Regions from separate parts of the Homo sapiens genome. Here region 1 is linked to region 2. A link is an interaction called in ENCODE POLR2A ChIA-PET data of the cell type or tissue named here. Cell type or tissue: B cell. All regions are shown on one strand. Links, peaks and the distances in the headings refer to the core of each region. The heading gives the core; the rest is flanking DNA.

Region 1 (4,396 bases), core at 182-4,181, 89 kb before region 2:
AGCTGGGACTACAGGCACCCGCCACCACACCCGGCTAATTTTTTTTTTTTTTGTATTTTTAGTAGAGATGGGGTTTTGCCGTGTTAGACGGGATGGTCTCGATCTCCTAACCTTGTGATCCGCCCGCCTCAGCCTGCCAAAGTGCTGGGATTACAGGCATGAGCTACTGCACCTGGCCAACTTTGGCAGTTTCTAAGGAGGAAGTTGAACTGACTTGGGATGAGGCAAATACTATTATTATACCCTCTGTGAGCTAGAGAAGAAAATTCTGCTGGAGAACTCAGATCAGGTCACTTTTGTTCTACACAAACTGTTTCTTCAGGGTAAGAAAACAAGTTGAAGTCATCAAACACATTTGTTCTTACTCATGTTAGGAAGAAGAGGTACAGCATAATTTGTCAGGTAATCTCTTCCTTCCTTTCCCCCACCCCTGCATTTGTAGGGTACCCTGGTATGGCACCAATGAGACAGGCAGGAGACCCTCAGCCCCTGCAGACACAGCCCTGTTGGCACATACACCCTCCCTCTGCTGCAGGAGGCTTATGATGACATGTCATCAGAATAAAAAGGGAAAAAGACAGAGTAAACAAAACCTGAGACACGGACTTGCCAGACGATGGGAGGAAAATGTAGAGTCTGAATGTAATTTAAGAAAGAGCATTGAAGGAAATAAAATGTGAAAATCACCATGTTTCATTGAATATATTTGAATTACATTTTCTTTACCTCATTTGTCCTATTCTTAAACATTTTCTACTGAAAATATGGACAAAGCATTTTAATGTATTTCTCCCCTTATCAAACAGGAAGTTGATTTTTAAAAATTAGTGCTCACAGTTGAGAATAAACCAACATGGAAATATCCTTTAGTTTAGCAAAAGTATTTTTATGTGAAATTACTAATATGTCATTGCTATTGCACACAAATCTAGAGATTTCTCACCAGGTTTAAAAATGTCCTTTATGCCAGGTGCGGTGGCTCACGCCTGTAATCCCAGCACTTCAGGAGGCCGAGGCAAGCAGATCACGAGGTCAGGAGATGGAGACCATCCTGGCTAACATGTAGAAACCCCGTCTCTACTAAAAATACCAAAAAATTATCTGGGCCTCGGGGCGGGCACCTGTAGTACCAGATACTCGGGAGGCTGAGGCAGGAGAATGGTGTGAACCCAGGAGGCGGAGCTTGCAGTGAGCCGAGATTGCGCCACTGCACTCCAGCCTGGGCGACAGAGCAAGACTCCATCTTACCAAAAAAAAAAAAAAAAAAAAAGTGTCCTTTATTTCTCCTTGACGTTTCTCTAATAGTATCTGCACAGTGGACTAATAGGAGAAAACAAGTCACTAATAGGTTGTTTCTCTATGCTCAAGACCAGTTAGTCCAGTTCCAGATAAAGCCTGGGGTTTGGATTCCATACCAGGATAATACGGCGTTCACTCACCCTGGGGTATGGGTCCAACTATAGAGAACAATCCACATTTGCCTCCTAGCCTACAGGGTGGCAAGAAGTTTTGCTTTTCTTTTCATGTGAGAGAAGGACCAGAAGGAGTCAGACAATTTTGCCCACTTCCTTTCGTGATGAGACATCAGGTAAATATAGTTAACATAAATAAAGAAACTGACCAGGCCAGGTGCTGTGGCTCATGCCTGTAATCCCAGTACTTTGGGAAGCCAAGGCAGGAGGATCTCTTAAGCCCAGGAGTTTGTGATCTCCTCTCTATAAGAAAAATTTTAGAATTAGCCAGGCAAGTTGGCATGCTCCTGCAGTTTCAGCTACTGAGGAGACTAAGGCAGGAAAATGGCTTGAGCCAGCGAGGTCCAGAGTGCAGTGAGCTATGATCACACCAGAGTGAGACCCTGTCTCAGAAAAAATAAATAAAAATAAAAAAGAAAAGAAAAAGAAACTAAGCAGTTGTATTAAGTTTATATTGCTACTGTAACAAATTATCCCAAACTTGATGGCTTAAAACAACACAAATTTTTTATGTTGCAGTGCTCTGTGTCAATCTTACTGGGTTAAAATCAAGGTGCTGTCAGCAGGGCTTTGTTCCTTTTTGGAGGCTTAAAGAAAGATTCATGTTTTTTAGCTAATTGGGTTGTGGCAGAATTCAGTTTCTTGTGGTTATAGGACTCAAGTCCCCATTTCCTTCCTCATCTTCAAAGCCACTGCCAGCAGCAGTCAAATCCCTCTCATACTTCAAATCTCTGTTCCTTTTCTTTCATCTCATCTCTCTCACTCATCTGCCTTCTGCTTCTACTTTTAAGAACTCATATGATTAGATTGGGCCCACCCAGGTACCAGGATAATCTCCCAGATCTTTTTTTTTTTTTTTTTTTTTGAGACGAAATCTTACTCTGTCACCCAGGCTGGAGTGGAGTGGCGCGATCTCAGCTCACTGCAACCTCTGCCTCCTGGGTTCAAGCAATTCTCCTGCCTCAGCCTCCTGAGTAGCTGGGATTACAGGCGTGCGCCACCATGCCCGGCTGTATTTTTTTTTTTTGTATTTTTAGTAGAAACAGGGTTTCACCATGTTGGTCAGGCTGGTCTCGAACTCCTGACTTCGTGATCTACCCACCTCAGCCTCCCAAAGTGCTGGGATTACAGGTGTGAGCCACCACACCCAGTCAATCTCCCTGATTAGTCTACATAACTTTAATCCCATCTGTAAAGTCCCTTTTGCCATGCAAAGTAACATCTTCACAGGCTTGGATATTAGGGCATGGATATCTTTGGGTGGAGATGGAAGTCATTATTCTGCCTACTACACTAGCCTTACATGGGGGACCCATAACCAGCATCAAGTTCCCTGGAAAGAATGAACATATTGAGATCAGACAACTGGTGTAAGTCCTTTCACTCACATCAAGCGCCATCCCAGGACATGGCACAGGGTCAAAGCACAGGCCCTGGAGCAGATACCCTGGATCCCTTACTTACTAGCTGTGCACTTGTGGGAAAGTTCTCAACCTGCAAAAGCCCCACTGTTCTCAGCCTGTAAAACAAAGATAATGCTAGTATCTACCTCATATAATTGTTGGAATAAATGAGATACTCCACGTAAAGCACTTCACAGAGTGCCTATCTGAAGGGCACATACATCAATGAAGTAGACACTAACAAGAGTTTATGCCCAAAATTATACTATCTTCTCTTATTCTTTTGATTCAAGGATTTGGTATCTGTGAAAATCAAAATACTCTGGCAAAAATAAGAGCACATTGTCATCAACAATTTGACTATGGGAAAGAAGGAGGAAAAGAAAATGTATACTGAGCACCTATTTTGTGTTAGACAATTTGTATGAAGATGCTGACAGCATATTTTGTTGGAGTCAGGGGTCACTAAGTACCTGAGGATTAAAGGAGTAGTGTTTTCCAAGGTACAAAGTAGTGAAACAGAATTGCTTATTTTTCAGTTTTGTCTAGGATCCTTGGATTAACCCTTGGCCAAGTGAAAGGGACCCTCCAGGCCTACACAGATGTGAGCAAGGAATTGACCTACAAACAAATGTCAGGTCAAAGTCAAGCTGTTCTCTGACATGCAGCAAGCTGATTTATGCAGCTCTTTATCACTTAGCAGTCTCTTAATGCTTCCTGTCTCTCCTCAGTCTCTGACTTTCAGCCTATTTTGGATGAGTTTTGGCCCATGTTCCTCTAGCTCTTGGACATCAATCATGCTGTGACCACACTGGTTGACTCAAGGACGTGCGTCTTCCTTTCATTACATAGATAACTTTTGCTTTATGATGAGCTCTGTCATGCAGTTAGGAGAGAATTGATTGATGACATAGCCTTTTGCATTTTACCCAGTCTAGTCTCCCTAAAGTCCATGCTGATGGAGATTTATAACTAGTTAGTGTTGGGGGATTTGGAATAAGGTTTGGGAGGACAGGCTTGTTTTTGTTTTTTTCACACCATTGTTCCCAGCACATCTTTATCTGTTCACAGCCATAACAAAAACACCCTACTAAAAGTGAGAATTCATTAGTCTAAAAAAATTACAATATATACTCTTTCCAAACAGCACCAACTATTATATGCATCATCTTAACCACCTTTATAGAGTTTACTGAAAGTCATTGCTTCTCCGCCTTTTGGCTAAGATCAAGGGTAGAATTTACTGAAAGTCACAAGTGAGACTCTAATTTTATACTTTTGATGGTTTTTTGTTTTTTTTTTTAAGATGGAATCTCGCTCTGTTGCCCAGGCTGGAGTGCAATGGCGTGATCTCAGTTCACTGCAACCTCCAGTCTCCTGGGTTCAAGCGATTCTTCTACCTCAGCCTCCTGAGTAGCTGGGATTACACGCACATGCCACTACGCCCACCTAAATTTTGTAATTTTAGTAGAGATGAGGTTTCACCTTCTTCCTAGACTGGTCTCGAACTCCTGACCTCAG
Region 2 (4,396 bases), core at 280-4,279:
TTGGTACTTTTCCTTATTAAGGCTTTAGTAATTTGTATGTAATGTCAAATAAAAGGAATTCAAATCTGAGTAAATAACAGCCTCCTACTATAGGAATTAGATTCTTCTATAAAAGTCACCATATTGTATCCTATAGAAAAGTTAAGGTCTGAGTGCATGTGTGCATTAAAAACATTTCACTACCTATTCTCTCATGGACTTCTCATCCTTTCTTTTTTCATCTCCAACAGTTAAATGGTAAGGAGAGCAAAGTTAATTATAAAAATTAGACATTTTGCCAAGTTAGTTTTCTTACCACAATACCCTCTTGGCTTTTTTTTTTTTTTTTTTGAGATGGAGTTTCACTCCTGTTGCCCAGGCTGGAGTGCAATGGTGCAATTTCGGCTCACCGCAACCTACGCCTCCCGGGTTCAAGTGATTCTCCTGCCTCAGCCTCCCAAGTAGCTGGGATTACAGGCATGCGCCACCACGCCCTGCTAATTCTGTCTTTTTAGTAGAGACGGGGTTTCTCCATGTTGGTCAGGGTGGTCTCTCTTGGCTTTTTATCTTTATTTTTGTACCAGTGGACCTTCCTGCTCCCTGAGACTGTTTTGATTGACATCTTTTGTGTTTCTATATTTTCCGAGGCAGTATTTTCTTTGTATGTTAATCATAGTTATAGTAAAGTCAGACTCATTAACTTTTCTTCCTAGTAATTTTGACTTGGATTATTTTCTAGCCTGGGGGATGGGGTTCATATGTGTTGTTGTAACTTTAGATTACTAAACAAAACAAACTGTTTTTTTGTTTGAAGGTATCCTTTACATACCTGTCTGTAGGTAAGCAAGTGTTAGTAAAAACAATTTTGTCAAACAGTACTCCTGACAGCTTGGTAAAGTCTAGGTAGAGTTTCTGATTTTGTATTATGTCCTAAGACTTGAAAGTGCATTTGTCTAGTTGCCAAAAGTTCTAAAAATGAGATGGTGGGCTTTCTCAGCATCTTTTTGCTTCCTAGAATTGAGTTGCTCTTGAAGTCTGTACTCCTGTGTCAGAAAGATGGCAGACTGCAAATGGGCAGTACAGGCTTTGCCCCATGCTTTCAAAGTAGGATTCTGGATTGCAGTTTCAAAAAAATATGATAGATTATTGTTATAGAATCAAAGTGTCCTGAAGGGAGAAGAATAGCTATAGTTGCTGGGCAAAGAGTGTAAGAAAGAAACTTTAGAGCATTTATCAATACTTGAGTGCTTTATTATGTTCCAGGCTAGAAATGTGATCATTGCATGGCCTAAGTGTAGTCATTCATATATATATGAATATCTATATCTATATCTATACATATATATGTATCGCCATTATCGAGTGTTTTCTAGCCCTGGATAAAGTTAATTTTTTTGAAGTTTGATTGCCAAGCAATCCAGTGAATCTAAAGTAATTTTTCTCACTTTAAAGACCAGTGATGAGGAGTCTGGTCCTTCCTGTACTGATACTGTAGAACTCCAGTCAAACTTCAGTGCACTGCTTTCTTACAGGAAGACAACTCAGAACACACAGCCATAATCTGCTTTGGTGTCAGTCACATCACAGTGGTTATACATTTGTCCTGAATGGTGATTCATTCCTTTCCATCTAACTTCCTTGTGACAAATAGCATTTACTATTGAAATAGTCTTAAAATAGGGAAAAGAGTGAAAGTTACTCTTATGCATGGGAGTGGGCTTAAAGGGTTGACTTCCACCAGCTGAGTACAAACAAGTGTAAAGAAAAACTATGATAAAGTATGGAGGTCTTGAGAATTGTTCATAATGAAATCTTTAATCTGGGTTATCAGAGTAATGAAATCACCAATAAAAACATTCCATTTATCTTGGATCTTCTGTGGTTAGCAGAGGAGTATGGTCTAGCTATGTTAGCAGCTTGAAGGCACAACGTAAAAGGAATGAGCTTTCACAAGGTGCTTACGTTAGCTGGGTAGTATTGGTCAAAGGTACTCTGAAGAGTGAATGCAGAAATCAGTTGGCTGTGTTTGTAATCTTGTCCCACATGGACCCTAACCTTTAGTAGACTTCAGTCTTTTAGTCCAGTAGAAGACAATGGCCCTGAATATGTGTTTTCTGCTTTTTGGTGGAAGGTTTCCTGCAGGTGGTTGGGTGGTTTTTGGGTTATTGGCTACTGTTCGTTCAGTGCCATTTGAAGACCTGTTGTTTCTTAATCCTTTTTCTTGGTGTGACTGGCCAGGAAAAAGTCCATTGAGTCCTTTTTTTCTCCCTGGTGTCTTACCCCTTCTGTAGAATAATCCATATTTTAAAATTTGTTTCACATCTTTATAGCAAACCTGCCACAGACTTGCAAGCAGTGATTTTATCTTTCCTTCCTGAGAAGGTGATCTCACTTTTGATGTTTGGGTCACCTGTGGACACCTGTGCTCTTTTGAGTCTCAAGGCTTATAGCTTTCACATTGGCTTGGGAACAACAGACTTGTGTGTGGTTCTAGAGTGAAATGGGCAGTGTTCTGCTGGTCCTCAGTCTTTGAGAGGTCTTAGGCAACATCCTTAGTATAGTGGAATTTCTGAGGTCAAATTTAACATTTAATATATTCTCCTTTTAGTTCATTGAATCTGAGGTTCTAAATCTGTAGCTTCATTTTGAGCACAAGTCTGCATTGTCATTTTTTAAGAGATTGGCAGGCATATCCTTTTGTGATACTTAGGAAAAGACTATGGATGGCAGCAAATGAAAGTAAAGGTTCTCAACTGTGAATGAAATTTAGAAAGATAATTCTTCAGCAGTTGGTTGATTAGATGGGTTAGTGCTTTTGGAATATATAACAGTAGACTTGTATTCTTTATGCACTATACATATGATACGCACTGACAGAAAAGCACAGAAGACATACTGCTAAGAGTTTCTTTGTGCATTTCACTACTGTTCTAGGGGACTGCTGTCTCTTTGGTTCCTTTTAGGTTTGTGTTAGGATGTTGCACAAGTAATCATTTAATGTTAAATGCAAGTGTCCAAAGAAATGAGTCTTAAAGTTCTTTGGTCATATTTCACTTTAGAGTTAGGACAGGAGACAGCTAACCTGACTTCCATTTTACAAATATTAGAAACTTTTTCTTCAGTAACAAAAACAGGGAAGGACAATAAAACCATGAACTATTTTGCTTTATGTCTGTTTTTAAAAAATAATTGTTTTGAAGTTTGCTTATTAGCTTAATACCTTATAGTACTTTTAAAAAATCATCCTTGGTAATTATTGACTTATCCTAGATCCATGTACAATTCAGACTTTTATCTGTTAGCTTTAATAAAAATTTAAAACCATCTCATTTCAGAATAAAATAAACGGAATTACAGTTCATGCATTAGCATTTTTAAGTGAAGTTCTCTTAATAAGATTGCCTTTTGTCTAACCGAAATAGGGCATACAGATTAGTTTGGATGGGAAAGTGGTAAGACTTGACTTTTTAATACTGTGCCTATTTCCAAAAGAAGACTTGATGTGGCTTTTTACATTATGCTTTAAAGATGTTAATGGAGGATACATAGTCTTAAAACAATTTGTTTGGGAGTAAGTTTTAGTCGGAAAAAGGTGAAGATATTTATGCTGAGTTATGTTAAGCAAATTATTTTGAGACCTTTTGCTGGTAGACAAAAACTGAGGAAATGTTTCACTAAATATATTATGGTCAATGAAAAAACCAGACTTTAGAGTAAATGTGATAACCAAGTAGATTTGTGAACTTTATTTCTTTAGTAATTATTTTTATCTTATGTGAAATGATTCAACCTTTAATTTTTGCCTAGATTATAGCAATGTTTTGTTTTACCTTATAGGGCATTTTAATGCTTGGAGAAAGACTATAAGTGAATCTACTTCAAGGGATTCTGTTCATGGTGGTATACAGTTCTTGGTGCTCTTTTGGAAATTGTCAAACATTTACTGATAGCAGAAAAGGAACCCCAAAACACCTGTAGTGTTCACCTTGTTATAAGAACAGAAACATTTGGAACAGGTTTCATTCTGTTTCTAGATTTATGTTGTTGTAGTTGAACAGCAACTGTTTTTTTCCCTCAGTGTTAACGAAAGGATAAAGACTACCTGTATTGTTGGGTATGACTATCAAAGGATTTCCGGTGATTCATGTTTGTGAATTGGAGTTTAAATGTTTGCAGGATTACTGTACTTCCAAAGACCCACTAGAATGTCAGCTGTACTCTGTACTCTCCACTGAGAAAATGAACAAAATCCTATGTCTTAACAGTTATGCTCTAACTTTTTGAAAGCTTTTTGATGTAAATAATAGGTTAGAAACTAAAAGCCTTTTAATCTTACAAAATACAATTTGAACGATGGAAGGTTGTTCAGATACTGGCTTTCTGTAAAAACATCATTGTGTTAGATTGTTTGTAATGT

Evidence for each region. Peaks named below come from ENCODE experiments on the same cell type or tissue, not always from the same donor. Only the 100,000 strongest peaks of a DNase experiment are listed, where the experiment ranks them.
Region 1: POLR2A ChIA-PET joins it to region 2 with 8 read pairs; 6 of 35 experiments call an interaction of 5 or more read pairs at or near these places.

What each region holds. Positions count from the first base shown.
Region 1 is chr5:112,928,002-112,932,397 of GRCh38, forward strand. All of the region lies in intron 1 of LOC105379123 (a long non-coding RNA gene), which reads left to right. Among named protein-coding and RNA genes, the nearest start is that of REEP5, 8.0 kb to the left of the region's middle. In B cell, for the core only: no CTCF peak of the experiment used is centred there; DNase peaks (open chromatin) are centred at 359, 1,460 and 2,130; H3K4me3 peaks cover 1,862 bases; H3K27ac peaks cover 2,317 bases.
Region 2 is chr5:113,016,529-113,020,924 of GRCh38, forward strand. DCP2 (decapping mRNA 2) reads left to right here. Exons shown (of 11, transcript NM_152624.6): 11 at 1-4,396. Among named protein-coding and RNA genes, the nearest start is that of DCP2, 42 kb to the left of the region's middle. In B cell, for the core only: no CTCF peak of the experiment used is centred there; no DNase peak of the experiment used is centred there.